Regions from separate parts of the Mus musculus genome. Here region 2 is linked to region 1. Evidence: chromatin contacts called from ENCODE POLR2A ChIA-PET data. All regions are on one chromosome and are shown on one strand. The core of a region is the stretch at or near the end of the contact, and the rest is flanking DNA. Distances in the headings are between cores, read along the strand shown. Region 1 holds the start of Tspan17 (tetraspanin 17). Region 2 holds the start of Zfp346 (zinc finger protein 346).

What was found. ChIA-PET counts read pairs that join two places held with the same protein, here RNA polymerase II (POLR2A).
Region 2: POLR2A ChIA-PET joins it to region 1 with 10 read pairs in embryonic stem cell. The contact joins the promoter of Zfp346 here to the promoter of Tspan17 in region 1. POLR2A ChIA-PET finds 5 or more read pairs at or near these places in 2 of 5 experiments (Patski and embryonic stem cell).

The regions. Positions count from the first base shown.
Region 1 is chr13:54,786,309-54,791,441 of GRCm38, forward strand. It overlaps Tspan17 (tetraspanin 17), which reads left to right and starts at 3,097. Exons shown (of 8, transcript NM_028841.3): 1 at 3,097-3,373. The coding sequence starts at 3,287. It overlaps Eif4e1b (eukaryotic translation initiation factor 4E family member 1B), which reads left to right. Exons shown (of 7, transcript NM_001033269.3): 5 at 311-424; 6 at 541-680; 7 at 977-2,151. The coding sequence ends at 1,088.
Region 2 is chr13:55,102,188-55,107,200 of GRCm38, forward strand. Zfp346 (zinc finger protein 346) reads left to right here and starts at 3,122. Exons shown (of 7, transcript NM_012017.2): 1 at 3,122-3,331. The coding sequence starts at 3,157.

The sequences.
Region 1 (5,133 bases), core at 1,847-4,346:
CGAGAAGCATGCTTAATTAAGTCCTGGGTACAGAGCAGACTAGGCTCTGTGCAGAGGAAGCTTGGTGTCTACTTTCCTTTAAACCAAGGGAGGCTGGGCGTGGTGACATACATACGCCTATAATCCCAGCACTCGGGAGGCAGAGGCAGAGGCAGAGGCAGAGGCAAGCGGATTTCTGAGTTTGAGGCCAGCCTGGTCTACAGAGTGAGTTCCAGGGCAGCCAGGGCTATTCAGAGAAACCCTGTCTTGAGCAACCAAAAAAACAAACAAAAAAACCAAAGGGAGGCGGTTGATCAGGCTCTCCCCACAGGAAGGCATCCTGCCCATGTGGGAAGACAACAGAAACAAGCAGGGTGGCCGCTGGCTGCTCAGCATTGACAAACAACTGCGCCACTTCGAACTGGACCGTCTGTGGCTGGAGACGGTGAGTGGAGGGCAGGGGAAGAGATATAGGCATGGGTCTCAGGAGGTCTCAAAGCTGGTGGGGTGGACCCTATATCCAAGCCGGGGCACTTACTGTTTGTTCCTCTCGGGGCTCAGTTGCTGTGTCTGGTTGGGAATTGTTTTGAGGAATACAGCAGGGAAGTGTGCGGTGCTGTCGTGAACATCCGCACGAAGAGGGACAAGATTGCCCTGTGGACGAGTGAAGCAGAGGACAAAGCCGGAGTGATGCAGATCGGGTGAGAATCCTCCCCCGGACCCTGGTGATACTGGGGGGCTGCAAGGGAAACCTCTGGCACCCTTCAGACCTGCTCTCCCTTCTTCCTCACCCACTTGTATAAAAGAAGTAGGAATTTAGACCCAAACTGTTTTTAATTAAAGTTGTCAGTTTCACTGAGGGATTCTATGACAGGTACTGGTCTATGAGTAAGACATGTAAAATGGGTGAGGCTGGAGCTGGAACCAGGGAGATATATCTGAACAGAAGAACTGGGCCTGGGTTATGTCTGCCATTTTACCCTGTCTCCAACATTAGGCAAATATACAAAGAGCGCCTGGGCATCTCTACGAAGACCATCATTGGGTACCAGGCCCATGCAGACACTGCTGCCAAGAGCAACAACTTAGCAAACAAGTTTGTGGTGTGAGACCGGTTTCAGCCACTACTCAGTGGGCACCCTCATCTTGCTGCTTGATGGACAAGGAAGACTATACTGCACTGTGGATTCTGGGGCAGGGCTTGGGGGAGGCAGACAGCCTGGTTCTTTACCTCTCTTGGAACATGTATAAGCACCACTCCTTAGATAAGGTTTTACCTGTTGCCCAGGTTGGCCTCGTATTTGTGGGCTTAAGCCACTCTCCTGCTTCAGCCTACAGACCTGGGACTGCCACAGCTCATCACTGTGCCTGCATCCATAATAACTTCTTCAGCATGTTTTGGGCTCAGGCCTCATGGCAGCTGGCCAATGCTTATAAACTACTCTCAATCGCTAGCCCTGTACGTGGCCATTTGCCAAGGGCAGGGTAAAGCAAAGTCCTGGCACAACCCTGCCAAACAAGGACAGGAGACTCCTGAGGCAGGCTCTTCTGTCTTGGGAGGATGGTTCCAGGCCACTGATATTAAGGGTTAGGAGTTCAGTTCTCTGTGAGCTTAAAGGCTGATTATGGGGTTACCCTCATCAGATCTGTAGCTTGGGTACCCATCCTAACACCTGTTCCTTCCCTGGACCAGTTGTGATTGGGTTCTCCCTCCCTCCCTCTTTCCCTCCCTCCCTCTTTCCCTCCCTCCCTCTTTCCTTCCTTCTCTCCCTCCCTCTCTCCCTCCCTCTCTCCCTCCCTCCCTCCCTGTCTCCCTGCCTCCCTCCCTCCCTCCCTCCCTCTCTCCCTCCCTCCCTCTCTCCCTCCCTCCCTCTCTCCCTCCCTCCCTCTCTCCTCCCCCCCCCCTTCAAGTATGGACTAGGTTAGAGAGGAATTTGTGTAAAGACAGGTAGGACTGGGAACTGGGAATGCCCTGCACAGCCTTCCCATCTGAAGACAGTCCTATGGATTCTGTGTGTCTCCTCCTGCTGAAATGATGGATGGATAAACCTTCATGAGTGAAGAGATTACAGTGGTAGTTAGGCTTCACCGTGGTCTTGTTAGGAGGGATTCACTTGATGCTGATGATGCTTAAGGCCCTTTCTGTATCTAAATAAACACTTCTGGAACAAACTTGGAATCTAAATATTTAAGATCAGACGTACCTAAACCTGCATCTGCTCTGTCCTGTTTTGCATCAGAAGGACTCTGGTGAATCCCAGGTATCAAGGCAGTCAAGTAGGTATGGGACAGGGCGACCATAGGAATAGGCAAAACAGAACAGGCGTGGCATGGCACGCCAGCCTGTTTGTATTCAACTACACTGTGTGTGAATGCATGGCACTGTTCATTGGTCCCACTATTCCCAACCACTTATCCCTGGGGAGTGGACTCCTCTGGTTCTTGAATCTTAGACTGGAGATCCACTGTAATTATTCACACTTGGCTCACCAGCTTTGCCAGTTGGCTCATCTGGGGCCTCTGGAGGACTTGGGGAACTTGAGAGAAGCTAACTGGAGGACGGACTTAGAGAGGAGACGGGGACTCTTCAGAGGTGGGGGTTGCAAGGGGTTGAGTGTGACTGGGGTGTAGCCAAAGCCTGGCCCAGAGGCAGGGTCTTGGGGAGAAGTGAGACCTGTGGACCATAAAAAAAAAAAAAAGACGGATGTCTTGGGCGTGGCTCCAAGAAGGCCGACTGTGGCTCAGAACTGAGGCTGAGTAGGGCGGAGCTCCAGGAGGACTGAGGCCGGTTGGAGGCGGGGTTTGGGGCTCATCAGAGGCGGGACCCGGTTTAGAGGCGGAGCTCGAGAACAGAAGTTAGCTAGGGCAGAGCCTTGGGCGGGGCGTAGGCGGGACTGCGGGAGGACAGCGGCTAGGCATGGGCGGAGCCTGAGAGGATTAAGCCCGGCTGGGGGCGGAGTCGTGGTTATGGGCGGGGCCCGTGAGGACTGAACTTGACTGGGACGGGGTCGTGGGCGGGGCTCCAAGAAGACCGAGCCTTGCTGGGGCGGGGTGTGGACTGACACTGTGGGCGGGGCCGGAGCGCTGTTGGAGGGCGGGGTCGGATGAGGGCACCGCACTCCGGGTGTGGCTGTCCGAGCGCCGTGGGCGGTGCCACAGCGGGCGGGGCAGCCGGTGAGCTGTGTGGCTTTGACCATGAAGCCGCAGCCACCGGGCTAGGCCCGGGGCTGCTCCAGGCCTGGGCGGCCCGCAGAGGGCTGGGCCGGTCACCGGCTCGGGTTCCCGGGACGGCAGGTGGCCGCTCACCATGCCCGGCAAGCACCAGCAATTCCAGGACCCTGAGGTCGGCTGCTGCGGGAAATACTTCCTGTTTGGCTTCAACATTGTCTTCTGGGTGAGCGCGAGTCCGCTTCTCGCTCTGCGCTGAGGATAGGGGTTAGGGAGTCTCAGTTGCTGGTGAGGGAGATCCCGTCTCAGGAGCTTGCGACCAGGGACTGTCCCCCACCCCCTCCACCCCGATGCCCCGTCCCCAACTATTCTGGGGAGCTACTGGGATAGCTGGGGGGCGGGACCCAGTCCCAGCAGGAGGTGCTGGGAGTCTCTCTTTGCAGCCCCAAGTTTGGGCGAAAAAGGGGGCGGCGTTTGCCGGAAGACTGCAGGGGCGCGGTAGTTGCGGACCAGCCCCGCCCCGCCTCCCGGCCACTCCAGCTCCCAGCATGGTGCGGTGAGGTTCGCGAGGCTGGGTCCTAGCCCCGAGTCTACCCTACAGACGCTCAGAAGCTTGTGAGCCAGGAGGTTAGGAGAGAGGAAAGCCAAGGCCTCTGCCTCTGCAGGGAGAGGAGCTCCAGTTGAGAACAGGGAACTGTCCCTTGGGAACAGAATTCAGCATTCCATAGCTGACCAAACAAACAGAGGCTTCCTTCTGTGTGGCATCTGTGTCCTGGTCCTGCCAAGTCATCTTTCTCTTCTCCCTCCCCCATCCTATCGCCAAAGCCGGGCTGTGCTTGCTGTCCTTTATGCCAGGCCTTTCCCACTTGCATTCAGCAGGATTCAGCGGCTCTGTTCTCCACCCACGAGCCGTCGGGTTTGCCCTGTGGTGGGTGTCCTTGGATGTCAGCAGTCTTCTGTTCTGTAGGGTGTGGGCAGCTACAGGGAGCGCTGGCCTGGAAGTCAAAGGGCCTGAGTGTAGCAGGCCTTGTCCAGAGGCTTTTGGGCGAGCCTCTTTGCTCTCTGGGCTTTAGCTTTCCAGCCTTGGAGGAGCCAGTATTGGAGTTTATCCTTCTGGGTTGTTAGATTAAACGAGAGTTTTTTGTTGTTGAGACAGGGTCTCACTCTAGCCCATTCTGGCTTGCAATTTGCTGCAGTTTTCCTGTCTGAGTTTCTTGGGTGCTGGGATTACAGGTGTGAGCCATCACACCCAGCTTAGTAACACATGAATTCTGATGAGGCACATTCTCCCGACTGCCTTATTATTATCTGTAGTTTACAGATAGGGGACTGAATGAATAGACGGTAAGAGCTTAAATTATTTGTCTCGAGAAACATGATTATCAGTGGGTGGAGGGAAGGAAGAGAGGCTAAGTAACTCTGGGGGTAGGGGGATGAAAGTCCCAGCTTTGTTCCTGGGCAAGGGTGGGGCGCCTGGGCAGGGGAGTAAAGATGGACAGAACATTAAGGTCCTATGCTTGGGTGGCATGGGGGCAGGCAGGGTTTTAAAGCAGAGTTGGATCAGTTCTCGTTGGCTGTAGGTGTATGAAAAGGTGACAGAGCATCTGGAGATGGGAAGGAATCTGGGACCTTGGGTTCCTGATGTCCCATCTCCCAAATGTGGGATTATAGGTCTGTGCCTCTCTGTCCAGCTCTACGTATGCCATCTGGACACCACCTAGGTGTCGTCTGGGCAGCCTGTTCTCCCGATGGCACCTTAATCTTTCTCATTGTCTAGCCTCAGTTCCTTGCTTGGAGAGCCCTGATGGTCAAGGCAAGCCACCCTCTTATCTCTGACCCCTAGCAGCTCATTTGAGGAAGGCACACCATCAGAGAGAGTAGAGAGTAGAGAGAGAGACTACTAGTACCCCACCCCCACCCACCCTTTCCTTCCCTGGTGCTGGGTTCTGTCCCCTACTGTATCCTCCCTGAAAATGGCTTCTCTGT
Region 2 (5,013 bases), core at 1,872-4,371, 320 kb after region 1:
CTCATTATCATACCTCATTTGCATGTCTCACATCTGATTGGTTATACTCTCAGTACCTTACAGAACCTCATTATCATACCTCATTTGCATGTCTCACATCTGATTGGTTATACTCTCAGTACCTTACAGAACCTCATTATCATACCTCATTATCATGCCTGGGCCAGGCAGTGTTTTTGCAAAAAACTTTACTGCATATGTACACATTGGTTGTTTGTCCAATCTTATGCATGGTGGCCATCAGTAGTCAGTGCCACTCAGCAACGGCACATGTGGCTTCCCACATTTTGGATGATGTGAGGCAGAACAAACTATCTACAGAACTCTCCACGAGAATCCTCTATTAACTTATGCATAGTTGTGTGTGCAAACTAGATGCAGATACCTGTCAATGCAGGGCCTAATCTACCAATCACAACAGACAACCACCAACTACAGCCCGGAGTAATCAGCCTGTCCTCAAGACCCAAGAAAGACAGACCCCAGAGTGCATTCTGGGTCCTTGAGTGCCCTCACTCATGTGATCTACTGTCAATTATAACCATGTATCTTCTGTAAAATGTATTATTGCTTGGCTTCAAGTAAAGTTTATCTTTTTTTTTTTTTTTTTTTTTTTTTTGCAAATCAATCTGTGCCCAGAAATCTCTCTCTCCCACAGGCTCACACTTGGTTCCTAACTGTTTTGTTTGGTGTGTTTATTTATTTATTTATTTGGTTTTTTGAGACAGGATTTCTTTGTATAGCCCTGGCTGACCTGGTACTCACTCTATAGATCCGGCTGGCCTCGAACTCAGAAATCCACCTGCCTCTGCCTCCCAAGTGCTGGGATTAAAGGCGAGCGACACCATGCCTGGCCTCTCTAGCTGGTTTTGCTGTTGGGAGAAGTAGTGGAAACTTTAGTGGGTAGAGTCTCTCTACAGGAAGTACAGCACTCTGGTGGGCTTTGAGAGTTTAGAGCTTGCCCCACACCAGTTCTCACTCTGCTTCTGCAAGCTGTTGTGGGTTGTGACATCTAAGTGATGTCTGATCTGGGGGACCACCTGCTGCCGTGCCTCCTTCCCACTATGAACTCTCGCTCTGGAACTGTAAGCCAAAATCAATGCTTCTTTCTGTATGTCATTCTTAGTCATGGCGCCTCCTTCTTCAGTTCTTTGGATAAGAGGCCTTGTCCCTACCCATGCAACCCCAACTGCTAGTGACACTTACATCATGTAAGAGCCCCAGGGATCAAACACTGGATGTCAGGCTTGGTAGCAAGCACCTTTACAGGCTGAGCCCTAGAGCCCTTTTCTGCTGTTACGAGTCAGTTTGTGTATCTCAGATTGGCCTTGAACTCCTGACCTTCCAACTCTATGTGCCAAGCTGTGGGGTGACTGGCCTATCCCACCAGCTCAGTCAGTTGTTTCTAGTTTCTTCCTCTAAGATGTCTTTAGGAAGATAAGCACTATCACTATAGCAACCTTGGCTTCTTGGATTATTTTGAAATTACCCAACTCTGAGTGAACAGGAAAAGCAAACTAGACCCCTGGGTCAGGGGCTTCTGTCACTCCAAGGTCGCCTCAATTTTCTGCCTTTTTACAGTGCCTCAAAGTGATACCTAAAGCTAGGCATGGCAGTACACACCTTTAGTCTTAGTTTCAGCACTTGGCAGGCAGAAGCAGGTAGATCTTTATGAGTTCAAGGCCAGTTGGGTCTACATAGTAAGTCCCAGGACAGCCAGGGCTACATAGGTCCTGTCTCAAAAATATAACAACAAATAATAATAACAATAACAGTAATAATAATAATAAAACTAATATTACAGCAATATAAGACCAGCAGTGCCCTATTTTACCTCATTATCATGTAAAACAGTGTTTTGTTTTGTTTCCTACCGTGTAAAATGGACCAAGATTCCATTTTACAAGCAGCCTGTGTCTCCACCTTGAGGGTAGAAGTAAACTGTATTCCTCAGTGGACCCAAACTCCTATTTGCTCGGCACCACTCATCGGCAGAGATTGATAAACGACTTATTCCTGAGAACAGAGGATGCTACCTCATAAACTTATTGGGAATGAACTGAGAACAAGCCCAAGAACTTATCAGATACTGCAGACCAAGGAGAAGCTCTAACTCTCTCATCCAGACCCCATAAAGTGAAGATGGCTCCCAACACTAGCCTCAAATACATCATGACAATCCTCCTGCCTCAGCCTCCAGAGTGATATAATTACAGGCAGGCACCACATCCAACCTTATTATTGTCTGGGTTTTTGTTTGTTTTGTGGGTGTGTTTTGTTTCGTTGAGAGATGATCTATTATTGGAGCAGAGGTTTGTCTTGAACTCCTGGTCGTCTTGCGTCCTCCAGAGTACTTTGACCACAGCCTTAACTATCTTTTTCTCGAACAATGTCTTTTTTTTCTCAAATGTGCATTTCTCTAACCTTAGTCTCCCAAATTTTGGAATAGCAAGTATGAGCCACCGTGCTCAGCCATTAGTAAGTGCTTCTTAGACAGGGTCTCAGGTAGCCCAGGCTGGCCTCAAGCTCCTAATCTTATATCCTCCACCTCCTGTGTATTGAGATGAAGAGCTGTACCATTATGTCTGCTTTAATAAGCTAAGTAAAACATTTCTAGAATCTGGGTCTTAGGTTCTCTTCCAAAGAAATGGGAGAAATTGCCGGGCATGGTGGTGCATGCCTTTGATCCCAGCACTCGGGAGGCAGAGGCAGGAGGATTTCTGAGTTCGAGGCCAGCCTGGTCTTCAGAGTGAGTTCCAGGACAGCCAGGGCTACACAGAGAAACCCTGTCTCGAAAAACCAAAAAGAAAAAAGAAAAGAAATGGGAGATAATTTTCCACATATAGAAAAAGGAAATGACAAGTGTCCGTCAGTGGCTCACCTTGAGCAAAACTGAGAGCCCTGAGCTAAGAAGTGATCAACATGAACCGTTTTTTTCCAATTCACTGGACTCCTAAGGCGCCAGAGGAACCAAAACAAAATGAGCCTCTGGGCCCCGCCTCCTCTGGGCCCCGCCCCCTCAGGGCCCCGCCCCAGCGGGACTCTGCAGAGCCCAAACTTCGCGAGAGTTGCTGGCCGGGTCAAATCCCCGCCCACCCACTGCTCGTGGTAGCAGGCCGCATGCGCAGCTTCTTAACGGCGCGTCTTGCCGGAAAGATGGAGTGTCCTGCGCCCGATGCTACGGATGCTGCGGACCCTGGAGAAGCCGGACCGTACAAGGGCTCCGAGGAGCCGGAGGGTCGGGAACCGGACGGAGTGCGCTTTGACCGCGAGAGGGCGCGTCGCCTGTGGGAAGCTGTGTCCGGTGCGCAGCCGGCGGGGAGGGAGGAAGGTGAGTCGGGGGCTCCGGGGTTGGCGGCTGGACCGAGGCGGGATGGGATGGCCCTGCCTCCTGTCACTCCCCTGGCGCCCGCCAGCCTCTGCACGACGTTCCGGAGCTGCGAGCTCGCTCTCGCGAAGGGTGCTGGACCTAGTAACTCGTTACCCTGCGGAATTTGTCCGTCCTCCTTTCCAGGGCGTTCACTTGCGAACAGTTTCCCCCCATTCTAGGTCTTGTCCTCTTAGACAGCGACAGGACTTTCCCAGCCTGACTCGTAGGCGAGCCAGCCCCCGTCCCTGTCTGTCTTTAATTCCACAACTCCACATTGCTTCTCTTTCCTCTCAAAGCCCTATGGTTCTGACAGATCCGAATAGCTTTATTTAATTTACTTCATTATTATTACATTTATTTTGCGACGCCTCTCACTGTTCCAACTCGTGGTGGACCTCCTGCCCTCATCCTTCCTAGTGAGAGGGAGGACCAACGTGAGCTCTGGAAGGTCTTCTTGAATCCCAGCTCCTGGGCTTGATGACTGCGTCCTGGTTTGCCATGTTTCTTCCTTGGTAGACTTGGCTGGCCTTGAACTTGCATGGGTCTCCCTGCCTCAGTGTGGGCATCGCTGGCTTGCACCACTATGTCCTTCAAAACCGTATTTCTGTGTCTGTTGCCAACAGCTTTTTCCACTGAGGAGGCCCAGGAGGCGGGGAAGCTTAGGTATTCATCTTGCCTCTGACTGCTTCATCTCACACTCGATGCAGAGTTGTGGAGAACAGTGTATACTCACTCAGGGTGCACTTCTGGGCAGAACCTTACCAGATGGCTCTGTTTGAACCAAAACTGGGTGGGTAACAAGGATACTAGAGGAGTGCAGGGCGAGCTGGCCTCTTTCTCTTTTCAGAGTCCCTTCCCGAGCTAGCTACTTAATACTAACCCAAATGTACAAGAACTGTTATCTGGGTTTCTGTGCTAACCTATCAGGTCCCTGCAGAGAAGTCTTTCCCTGGTTATTTTGCTTGCTGAGCAGACTAATCTTGGGAAGTTTAATGTGTTTGTGAACTGCTTGCCCTGGATAAAATTGGGATTTTTTTTTTTTTTTACCATATTAAAGGGAGATATATTTAAATTTTTAATATGTTTTTATTTTATGTGATGAGTGTTTTGCTTGCATGTATGTGTATATGAATGACAGGTACCCAAAGATATAAGAAGAAGGTATCATATCCCCCGAAACTCGAGGTACCATTATAAGCTACCATGTGGGTGTTGAGAACTGAACCCCTGGTTCTCTACAAAAGCAGTACATGGCCTTAACCACTGAACCATCTCTCTGACCCCAAGATACGTCGAATTTAAGTGTATGCATCCCCAATCTAATACTGTTAAGTCTGGCTCCTAATAAATGTATATGCCATTTCTGAGTCTCTACTTTTGTACTTTTAAACATTTTTTTGAGCCAGTTGTGGTAGCAGATACATGTCATTTTCAGCACTCAAGTGGTTGAGATAGGATCAAGAATTCAAGCCAGCTTCAGCTATATACTGAGTTTGAACCAGGCAGTTCTGGCACATGCGTTTAATCCCAGCACTTGGTTGAGTCTCTTAGTTCGAGGGCAGCCTGGTCTACAGAGACAGTTCCAGAACAGCCAGAGCTACACAAAGAAACTGTCTCAGGGAGGGAAAAAAAGTTTGAGAGAA